Regions from separate parts of the Mus musculus genome. Here region 2 is linked to region 1. Evidence: chromatin loops called from intact Hi-C (ENCODE). Cell type or tissue: left cerebral cortex. All regions are shown on one strand. Each heading gives the region's core, and the rest is flanking DNA. Links, peaks and the distances in the headings are about the cores only.

Evidence for each region. Peaks named below come from ENCODE experiments on the same cell type or tissue, not always from the same donor. Only the 100,000 strongest peaks of a DNase experiment are listed, where the experiment ranks them.
Region 2: it touches region 1 in a loop (2.2-fold over the local background); 1 of 42 quality-filtered maps calls a loop at or near these places.

What each region holds. Positions count from the first base shown.
Region 1 is chr2:75,657,711-75,663,386 of GRCm38, forward strand. Hnrnpa3 (heterogeneous nuclear ribonucleoprotein A3) reads left to right here and starts at 1,549. Exons shown (of 11, transcript NM_053263.1): 1 at 1,549-1,613; 2 at 3,756-3,878; 3 at 3,961-4,107; 4 at 4,186-4,396; 5 at 4,777-4,866; 6 at 4,951-5,046; 7 at 5,135-5,215. The coding sequence starts at 1,608. It overlaps Gm39859 (predicted gene, 39859), which reads right to left and starts at 1,227. Exons shown (of 3, transcript NR_166143.1): 1 at 1,080-1,227; 2 at 509-598. In left cerebral cortex, for the core only: a CTCF peak has its summit at 2,124; DNase peaks (open chromatin) are centred at 1,392 and 2,096; H3K4me3 peaks cover 2,238 bases; H3K27ac peaks cover 1,540 bases.
Region 2 is chr2:75,828,737-75,834,412 of GRCm38, forward strand. It overlaps Agps (alkylglycerone phosphate synthase), which reads left to right and starts at 3,441. Exons shown (of 20, transcript NM_172666.3): 1 at 3,441-3,775. The coding sequence starts at 3,477. It overlaps Gm34861 (a long non-coding RNA gene), which reads right to left and starts at 3,451. Exons shown (of 3, transcript XR_866490.3): 1 at 3,305-3,451. In left cerebral cortex, for the core only: a CTCF peak has its summit at 3,457; a DNase peak (open chromatin) is centred at 3,521; H3K4me3 peaks cover 1,595 bases; H3K27ac peaks cover 1,067 bases.

The DNA of each region.
Region 1 (5,676 bases), core at 1,029-3,528:
TGTGCTTTTTTTCTTACCCTCAATAACTTTATTTAAATGAGATCTGCAGATTTTTTTTTTCTTTTGAGACAGGGTCTCACTCTATAGCACTGGCTCCCTGAAACTCCACATAGCCAGCTAGAGAGGCATGGGCCTCTGCCTTCAGAGTAGCCTAGAGGTGACACATACCACGACTAGCAAATCTGTAGACTTTTAATTTACAGTTGTTATTGTGAGAAGGCTAGGCTAAGTCCACGACAGGCTTCAAATTAGCAGCTAAGGAGACGAGGTCTAAAAACCCAGGCTTCAGGCAGCTAATTAGAAACTGCCCCACCACCTGGCCTGAAACAAGGACAATGGGTCAGCAGTTCCCAGCCAGCCCCCACGCCCCAGTAATGGAATGTCCTTCGAGATAGCATAAGACACAGCCTACCACCCCCCACCCCAGATTCCTCAGCCAGTTTCCAGGCACCATACCCTAGTATGGTTCTGGAATACCTAGAGACAGAGTAAGACAAAGCCCACCTACCCCAGGATTCCACTAAGGTGCTTTAAATTGGTCCTGCGGGCTCACTTCAGGCTCTATCTTGGTAACGGGAGACCCCAGCATGCTGGACTTCTACAGAATAAAAACAGTGTTTGCGTTTACATACTATTAGAATCCGGGGTATCATTCTTCGTTACAGTGGGTGTTTCGAGACTACCTAATCCTATGTTTGCTTTTATTTGATTAAAAACCCAAATCGTTCCAAATCCCTTTGCTAAGCAAATAAACGATTCGACTTATTTCGTTCATATACTGCACACTAAAACTCGAAACTGATGACCACTTTAAATAAGAAACAAATCTCTAGCCAACAGGTAGAGGGCCTATATGGCCAGAAGCCTTTTGGAAACGTTGGAAATCGTTCCATTCTCTCAATTCTATACCCAAGTGGCTCTGCTTCTTCCTCCCAGACTGTCTTAATTTGTAAATGTGCAAGCTGCTAAGGTGAAAACCGCAGTAACTCAGCCGCGTTTTGCGGTCCGTGAGACGTGCCCCGACTGCGACTTGCAGTGTGGGTCTCCCAGGAAGGCGGCGCAGTCACATTTTTCCAAACCTGGGCTCTCGACATTTAGAAAGCCGCGAGGGAGGCGAAGATGGTCAACTGGCTTTCTTACAACCTTAAGTCTCAAGTCAGAAAAGCGTGACTTTCCATTTGGCTCTGGAATGGAGGTGAACTCGGAAATGGAGACCCGCAGGCGCGCGGGGGAGGGGCGAGAGGGGCCAGAAGAAAGGGAAAGGCCTTTCTCTAAGCTGACGCGCGGTCACGCGGCTTTCTCCCGACGTGGGCTCTCGCCATTGGTCGAGCTGCCGCTGACGTAAGCGTCGCTGCCGGGCGCGAACCGCGGCGAAGGCGGCGCTGCGTTGGAAGTTGGCGAGGCGCGCGCGCTCCCGCCGGCGGCCCAATCCCCGCTCTCCACCCTCGGCCCGCCAACGCGGTGGACCAGTCGCGCTCCGCTTTCTCATGACTCCGCCCCCAGTGGGCGGGCGGCGCGCGGATAGCACATCACGTGGTGACTGGCCCCGCCTCTTCCTCTCGGTCCCATATTGAACTCGAGTTGGAAGAGGCGAGTCCGGTCTCAAAATGGAGGTAAAACCGCCGCCCGGTCGCCCCCAGCCTGACTCCGGCCGTCGCCGCCGCCGCCGGGGGGAGGAGGTATTAGGGGGAGAGCGGGGGGTTGCTGGGTAGTTGCCGGCATGGGGGGGCTTTGGCTCGATGGGAGTGGGGAGGCCGGGGAGACCGGGACGATCGTCCCGCGCTTTGCGCTGAGGGCGGTGGGAGGGGGAGGGGAGCGGGCCGGGTGGCCTCCTCCGGGCCCTCCGTCGGCCTGGTCCTCTCGGTCGGCCGCACCGGCAGCCCTCGAAGACGCGGCGGGGCCGGGGAGTGGCTCGGCAGCCGGGCGAGGATGCCCTCGGGCTGCGCGGCCTGACTTAGCGAGGCCGCGGGCGGCATGGCGGGCCTCCGCGGGAGCGGTTGGGAGGAGGCGGTGGGGGAGGGGAGGAGCACATCCGGGCGAGCGAGCAGGCGGGCGGCGGCCGCATTGACATTGATCCGCCGCCGCCGCGTTACGAAATGGCGCAGTGGCCCGCAATGGCCGCCGCCTGGCTACGCCGCCAAGAAGGAGTGCGCGGGGATTGGAGGGGACGGCGGGAGGCGGCCCGGCGTTTCTGCCGCAGATGGCCTCCAGGCTCCGGGCGCGGTGCTTTCCGCTGGGGTGCTCCCGACGTGGATCTAGGCCTTGGCGGGCCTTCTGGGTGATGACAATCCGCGCAATACTCGGGCCGGATTTTCTCAGCGCTCATTTGGGGATACATTACTGAAAAGCTTGCTGCTTTAAGGTGCTTCCTAACCCGCTGCTTGTGCTCAAGTATTTGGAATGAGAGTATTTACAGCGTCCTGTGGTTGAAGTCTTAACCATTTCGGGGGTTTGAGTGTAGATGTGTTTACTTGGAGCTTAATATTTTTATTGATCTAATTTCTCATACTTCGGATTGGCCCGGATTTTGGTTTTCCTGGATTTTGGTTTTAGAGAACTGCGACCACACTAGAAAATACCACGATTACGAGAATTTTGTGTGTATAGAGATGCTTTTTGTGTATTGTCAAATTCATTTATGCGAGGCTTGAATAAAGGGGTTTTACGTGAATTTGGGTAGTTGGGTTTCTGGTATGTGGCTGTCTGCATATTGAATGTTCTAACTAATATTTCCAGAAGATGGAAGAAAGTGAGCCCCCTTTAAGGGCTTGTGTTGAATTGTCTTAATGCGTTCATTAAAAGCGGTTCACTCGAAAGTAAAATCTTCAAAAAGAAAACCACAGGCTAGATATTTTCTAAGTCTCTCAGTTACGGTTTTGTTTCTAATTCCTCTGGTCAGGCGGTATATGCTATACCTTGTAAATCCAAATTACACGCTTGTGAATGTAAGGATCGCATTCGAAATAACTTGAAACTATATGATGTAAGTGGGTATAACCAAGGTAAATTGATTACAGAAAGCTAAGTAGTGGAACCAGGTGTGAATGGTGCGTGCACACCTGTTACCCTAGTATTTGAAAGGCTAAGGTAGGACTGCCTCAAGTTCAAGGCTAGCTTAGCCTGCCTTTCCTTGAGAGCCAGCCTCAAAACCCTCACCCACCCTTTTAACCCCCACAAGGTATCACGGGGTTAAGTCTTGGCTGTGTTTTGTGGGATATGCCTAATTTGCTTGGGAATGTCTTTTAATAACTGAAATGTTATTAGCTGGAAATGTGAATTTCTCTTAATTTCCCGTTGTAAGCTTCTAAGTTGCATTTCATAGATCATGTTTTAAAATTACAGGTTTGTTGGTGTTGCAGACTGAGGACAGTGGAGATGGCACGGGCAGTCTTTGGGGTTTATTTTTCTAGTGAATGATTTGTTAGAAACATCTGAAATACTCTAGACTTTTTAGTTGTAGCTTAAAGTTTAAAAAATCTGGGACTGTTTGGGGGTTCAGTTTAATGTGACCCCAGATACCATTTTAGTGGGATATTTTTGTTTTTAAGACAACCTACTCCCTATGTACCTCATACTGGCCTAGAAGAACTGACATAATCCAGGCCAGCTGTCTCCCAAACGCTGAAATTAACTGGTGTGTACTATCATGCCCAGCGTGGAGCAGGTTTTTTAAATGGATGGAATATTGATGTTACAGATTTGAGACAGAACTTCATTTTATCCAAGAAATAACTATATTGATCTTTTTTCCTCAGGGCCATGATCCAAAGGAACCAGAGCAGCTGAGGAAGCTATTTATTGGTGGTCTGAGCTTTGAAACCACAGATGATAGCTTAAGAGAACATTTTGAGAAATGGGGCACACTTACAGACTGTGTGGTGAGTTCTTGGGGTAAAAATGGTCTAAGAAAGGGATGGGAACCTATAGCACTATTTAATACTTTGAACTATTTATTTGTAGGTAATGAGAGATCCCCAAACAAAACGTTCCAGAGGCTTTGGTTTTGTGACCTACTCTTGTGTTGAAGAGGTGGATGCTGCAATGTGTGCTCGGCCACACAAGGTTGATGGGCGTGTGGTGGAACCGAAGAGAGCTGTTTCTAGAGAGGTATTTTAATAACATGTTGTATAATACTTGGATATGTTTCAGTTTGGTTTTTTTGACTTATAATTATTTTATTTGTAGGATTCTGTAAAGCCTGGTGCCCATTTAACGGTGAAGAAAATTTTTGTTGGTGGTATTAAAGAGGATACGGAAGAATATAACCTGAGAGACTACTTTGAAAAGTATGGCAAGATTGAAACCATAGAGGTTATGGAAGACAGGCAGAGTGGGAAAAAGAGAGGATTTGCTTTTGTAACTTTTGATGATCATGACACAGTTGATAAAATTGTTGGTAAGTAACAATTTATTTGAGTTTCGTTTTCATAAATCATCTAAGTCAGTGGTTCTCAACCTTCCTTATGCTGTGACTCTTAATACAGATACTCATGTTGTGAACCCCAACCATAAAATTTTCATTGCTACTTCATAACTAATTTTGCTACTGTTATAAATCCATGTATATCTGATAAGCAGGATGTCTGTGACTCAACCTATAGGCTGAGAACTATTGATCTAGATCAGGAAACATTTCTAAAATATTGACTCATTCTCTTCTCAGTCTACCATCTTAATAATATTTTAATTAATTGCATGGTGATAAAGGGTTCACTTTAACATGGTTTTCCAAACAAAAAATAACTTTTCTTTTGTTTTTGACTTAAAAAAATATAGTTCAGAAATACCACACTATTAATGGGCATAATTGTGAAGTGAAAAAGGCCCTTTCTAAACAAGAGATGCAGTCTGCTGGATCACAGAGAGGTGAGTAGGCTCAGATACACATAAACAGTGGGCATGAACAGTTGTGGGAAAGATGTGAACTTTTCACTCCAATTCTTGTTACAGGTCGTGGAGGTGGATCTGGCAACTTTATGGGTCGTGGAGGAAACTTTGGAGGTGGTGGAGGAAACTTTGGTCGTGGAGGAAACTTTGGTGGAAGAGGTAAGGTGTTCTCATTATATGTGCTGATCTATCAAATTTACTAGTAAGTTGAAAGTGAAATTTTAATTCAAATCTTGCATTTCCTTAGGTGGCTATGGTGGTGGAGGTGGTGGCAGCAGAGGTAGTTATGGAGGTGGTGATGGTGGATATAATGGATTTGGAGGTGATGGTGAGTCTTAAAATGTTGAACTTGGTTATTTTTAATTTCTGCATTGCTGGGAATCACAAGGCCTCAAATGCTAGGTGGTAGGACATACAACACATGTGGTAGGCGACATGTTTTGGTTTTAACAACCACATTAAAAATGTCACACCTTCTAATTCCAAAACTTTGAATAGGTGAAATACTTTTCTAACTAGTACCACAGACTAGGAAGCCTCTTTCCAAAGATGGAAGTCAAATATTAGTTAGTTGTCCTTGGCTTAGTAGAGTAGGATTTATTGTACCAGAAATAGAACTAAAATTTTCCAAAGTAAAATTGAAAACTGACTTTAAAGGAAAGAGGGCCAGGTGTGGTGGCGCGCGCCTTTAATCCCAGCACTCAGGAGGCAGAGGCAGGTGGATTTCTGAGTTCGAGGCCAGCCTGGTCTACAGAGTGAGTTCCAGGACAGCCAGGGCTATACAGAGAA
Region 2 (5,676 bases), core at 1,987-4,486, 170 kb after region 1:
CTACACCCTCATAAATCCTCTATGGTGTCATACTAGTCACATTTTAAGGGTTGGAAACAGCGGTTTAGTTGTCAAGGATTGGCCAGAAACAGTTATAGAGCATTGCACTGTTAGGGGCACCCTCTCCAGAGACACCCCCACTCCGCAGCTTTCAGACAGCTGGCAAGCTCAAGCCTTGAGGGCAGAAGAGCTGCAAATGGGCCCCAAAGAAGCAGAAAATCTTATCTGAACAAAATTCCCTAGATGAAGGAAGCACTAGGCCATGCAACTGGGAACAGACAGCAACAGATTTTCTTCAAAGTTCCCCTCTGCAGAGATAGGGGAGGGGACCTGGCAGATTTAACAGTGAACTTTTAGAAACTTTTGGTTGGCTCGGGTTCTTCCTTTTTTTTCTATCGGGTTTGACAGCTCTCCCCGGATTGGTTTCATTTCCTTGTTTTATTTGCAAACCCAAATTCTGCCAGCCAGAGTCTAGCCGGTACCCTCTAAGTTCAGGCGGAAGCCCACAGAAGTCAGAGATTCCTGTTCTTCTCAAAGGAAGAGGCCTGAATGAAGACTTGAGGATCCAGTTCCCAGGCAGCTCACTCAGCAGACAAGAAAGAAAGACTACCTTTAGGAGTCAGTGGAGATGCTGGTCCCTGGCACCCAGGGCTTCTGCCCAGGCCAGGGAGCAAAGTCCACTCTGTCCTCAGGACTCAACCAATGGCTATAAGAAGTAGGGGTTGGGGGAGACTCATTCGTCCTCAGCCTCTGAGATACTGCAGCCGCAGACAGGAATTTACTCAAACAGCTGCTTCCAGCCTCCAAAAGCTGTAACACGCCCCAAGGTTGCCAAGTAGAGGTGGCACAGGCCTTTAATTCTAACATTGTAGGAGAGGCAGAGGCAGGGGGATCTTGTGAACTGGACGATATCCTCATCTCATCCTGACTTGTAGGTCAGCCAAAGCTAAGCCCTCAAGCCAAAGCAAGCAAGCAGGCAGGCAGGCAGGCAGGCAGGCAGGCAGGCAGGCAAGCAAGCAAGCAAGCAAGCAAGCAGGCAAGCAGAAGTCAAACAAAAACTCCAGACAAACCACAAAACATTTCCTGGAGCTTCCACGGCTCCCAGACAGCATCCTGCTGCAAACAAGAGTTCAAACCTATTTTATTTAAATCCTGTGTGGTGATATTCAAGCTGTTTTATCCTGCTTGAAGTTGATAATCACGAATTGGTAATAAAGTCCCTCCTGTTTGTACTCTTTGATGTCTGTGGATACCATCCTTGGAGGACGGTGACCAAGAATCAGGTTGAAGACAAGGTGGTCTCCACTGACCACCGCAGGACTATTGGAGGAGGCAACCAAACATGAGTTACTAACTACACCACTTTCATCTGTGGCTCTAGTCTTTTCCCTAGATTAAAAAATTCGAGCTCCTTATAAACTGAGTGTAAGTCTCAGTTACAACATGACTTTTGCCTTCACAAAGTCTTTGGCCCTTTTGGAGGAAGAGAAATGTGTACATAAAAATTAAATAAAGACATGCATCATAAATGAAGACCAGACATGCTTAGGAAGAAAATGCACACAGAGAAAAGTGAAGGTGAAGAACCAGCTGTACAGAGGCAAAACAGCAGTAAAAGAAACTGGGGTTGGTGGAACAAAATGGCGGCGAGGCCACTGGAACAAGGAAGCACAGAAGGAGGCAGGAGAGGACAGAGTTTCTGAGTCATTTAAGGAAGCACAGGCGGATGAATACGCTCTTGCAAGGTCAAAGGATAATCTGCACTAGAGGCGATAGAACATCAAGACTCAATAACTGATAAGTCTATTTTTCTCTGCAGCAACGTCACTGGTGATATCTGAATTTGCCGGATGAAGATAATGGAAGTAAAATATGAGGAAGTGGGAGAAATGTCTGGATGAATGGAGGGGACAGCGGTTAGGAAAAACCCTTAGCTCATTAATTCTTGGACCGAGTCACCTCCAACTTCTCTGGCGACTTTTACCAAGCCAATAGATATGAATGCATCGTTTTCTTCAGCTTGTGCAAGGCAGGATGGTCATTATGAACATGTGCACAGCACTGGAAGGCAAACTGAAGTTTACTTATTGATTTATTTTAAGTAAGACGCTACTTCTCTAGCAGAGAATGATGTCAAAGGATCTCTTTCTTCTGTTATGAAATGTTCAGGAATGCATATCTGTTCTCTTAGTCATGCATCCAGCCCCAGTCACACCCTGCAGGAGCAGGTTTGCCCTGGTGAGAGGATGGTCACCTAAACAGAGCTCTCATGGACTTAAAAGTCAGAAGAGCAAAGAGAATTCAACAGAGACCTTAGGTAGATGCACAAAATAGATGTTACTAGGCCTTTATAGCTTTTATATTATCTGGAAAAAAAATCAAGTATAAAAAGATGCTAAGCCACCCAACACCTTCCCTTCAAGGCTCAGGGATCGACACAGAAGAGGAGGAAAGATTCTAAGAGTCAGAGCTGATGGATGACTCCAAAGAAAGTGTCTTTTGTATACAACAGAACTAATTCACATACGAACTCACAGAAACTGTGACAGCACACAAAGGATGTACAGGGGATCAAGCCAGATGGAATCCTAGAGCTGAGAGGTTGAAGTGGACACAGCGTCCCACCATGAACCAAAAAGCTATCTGAAATTGGTACCCATCCGCACAAGAAAAGTACTTTTTGCCAGTGGAGTCTCACTAGGTATATTAACCACACTTCAGAGTGGGCCCCATGCCTAGGAGTTGTTGGCTAACACAAAACGAACTCAATGGTATTTTTGCAGATAACACTTTTTCACGTAAACAAACAAACCAAAAAACCAAAAAACCAAAAAAAAAAAAAAAAAAAAAAAACAACCATTAGATTGAAGGCTGTGGTTTTTATACAGCCTGTGGGCAAGACGGCTCAGTAGGTAAAGGTACTTGCCACGAAGTTTGATGACCCGAGTTTGATGCCCTGGATACACATGGTGGAAAGAGACAACTGGAAGTTGTCCTCTCACTTCCACATGAGTGCTGAACACAGTGCTAGACACCTAGAGACTGATGGGGCACTGGCTCTATCGCTTAAAGGATTGGTTTTGACCTAGGGGAAGTTCACCAGGTTTGGCTCCATTGCCAGATCAGCAGCACCACCGGCCCACTCACTATTCAGGCTCCTAGGCATCTGTTCCAGAAAATAGCCTCCGGGCGCTCGGGCCACATCCAAGATGCCACACCCATAGGTTTGGCAACTGCGGGTGTGCTGTGTAGTTTGGCTCTCCTCCTGCCCCTTTGGGCCAATCCGGGCTCCGCTGGAACTCACCTGCTCTGCAGGTACGCCAGGACGAGGCGTGGCGAGGCGCGGCGGCGGGCGTGGCCGAGGCGGGGAGGGGCGGGGCGAAGCTGCTGTGGGCGGGGACAGAGCCCGTTGAAGCTCCAGGCGCAAGGCCCCTGCCGCCAGTCGCCGCGGTGACTGCCGGGATGCGCCGCAGCGAATGGTCGCGCGGGGCGCCGCTCTGAGTGACCTTTCACCCGAGCCCAGCGGCCTCGGGCGGCGGCACAAGGCGGAAGCCATGGCGGAGGCGGCGGCGGGCGAGGCGGGCGCGAGCGAGCGGGACCCAGACGCGGGCCGCGCGCGCCGGCGGCTGCGGGTTCTGTCGGGCCATCTGCTGGGCCGGCCCCAGGAGGCTCCGAGTACCAATGAGTGCAAAGCGCGGAGAGCCGCGTCGGCGGCCGGGGCGTCGCCCGCCGCTACTCCTGCCGCACCAGAGTCGGGCACCATCCCCAAGAAGCGGTGAGTAGCGGCCCGGGATGGAGCTGGCGGCGGGAGGCCGTGAGCGGCCTGGGCTGTGGGAGAGGAGAGCACGGGAGTGGGCAGGGAGTTGGCAGGGTGGGCGGAAGGCATTCCGATCCCTGAGAGTACATCAGCTTGCGGGCTGGGAGTGGACCAGACACACCGGACTCTGTCGGGAAGGGGCGGCATGGCTTGGCCGGATTTTGGTGTCTCTTTTTGAAGGAAACACATTTCATGACCTAGTGGGAAAAGGGTTTAAGCGGATCCCCTCTTTTGGGTTTTGGAGGCTGGAAATTCATTCTCTATCTTGGAACGGGTAGCAGGAGGATTGTCTTAATCTACGACGAGGAGTTTTAAAATTGCACTAGATAATCAGATTTCTACGAATTCTCAAAAGCCTGGATGCTAGCAAGCTGGAGTGGGATGGTGGTACTCTGGGGAGAGGTGTGAGTGGTTTCTGTAGGGTAGGTTACCACTTCCTTGTGGTCATGGATTCTAACTTTAAGGGAGGAAACCAGTGAGTGAGTGAGTGAGATACAGTAGACTGCAAGCGTTAGTGACTTAAGACTTTGGTATTCCAGCTACTGATCCTTTAAGAAGCTAAAAGACAAGAGTCTGAATGAGGAATGTTTGTAAAACCTTAAGACCATTGGAGGAGAATCTCTGTCTCTGATGAAAGCTGTCGAGAGATGGTGTTTTCTGAGATGATCAGTTTGGAAAAACTTGGAGAATGAAAAAAAAAAAAGATTTTGCTAACTCGAATGTGTACTTTCAAAGTGCTGGAGATGGTGCTATTTCCATTACTTCTACGTTCCTAAGGTATTAGGTAGGTGCAGTAGTCTTCCATTTTACAGATGAAGAAATTAGAAGAAAAGGTTAAGAAGTGTGCTGCAGGTAGCAGGTACCTGTGTTACAGTTTACACATCAAAAGCAAATCAAATGGACTGCCTCATGAATTCAACCCATGTAATTAAGTTCTCACTGCATACACACTGTGCCAGAAATGCAGGGATTCTGAAATGTGCTCTTCCCTGTAGGGCACCAAAGTAATAATACAGTTTAAGAAATTTAGCTGATAATTGAAACTCATGGTCATTTAACCCTAGTTTTGAGTATATGTATTTGTTAGGATAAAGGCTTTTCTGAGCCAGGGGTTTCTGTGTAAATCTTGAAGTTTGTAATGAAAACAGCCCTGGAGGGGGAGAAAGCTCGTGGTAGACAAACAGAATGGTCACAGGTAAAGAGTGTGGGGGACTAGAGAACTACCGGACTCAGGTGTGGCAGAAGCTGTGAGAATGACAGGGATGCGGACGGAAAGAACATCTGAGTTACTTTTTAGAAAGGACACTGGAATGGAGATGAAGATTCGATTGGCAACTGTAATGGCTGGAAACAAACCTAGGTTTGAATTCCATTAGGCTGTTTTACCGTATAAACTTTCTGTCTCTCTCAGAGCTGTGTCCCCTCCCTCATTTTAAGAAAGATGTAGAACCAGATGTGGTGGTGGTGGGTAAGCCTTTAATCCAAGCACTTGGGAGTGGAGGTTGGAGACCTGTTTTAGGAAACGGAAACAAAACCAAACAAAACCAAAAAACCAAAGAACTAATCCCTGCTTTGCATTTTTGCTTTGGCAACAGAAAACTGCAGCTGAAAGATGTTCAGTGTACTGTGTTACACAAGCTCTCAACAAATAGCTGTAGTTGCTTGTGTCTGAAGACAGACAGTGGCTGTGAATCGCCTAACTTTAATGCATAATGCTGGGACTCGGAATTAAGGCATCCGATACCATTTTAAGACTACGAGGAGGTTCCCAGAGTTTGGTTACTTGGTGGTAGGAGAGGGTAAAGCCGAGAGTCACTTAGCCTCTGGTGTCACTGATGTTATAGTATCTGATTTCTCAT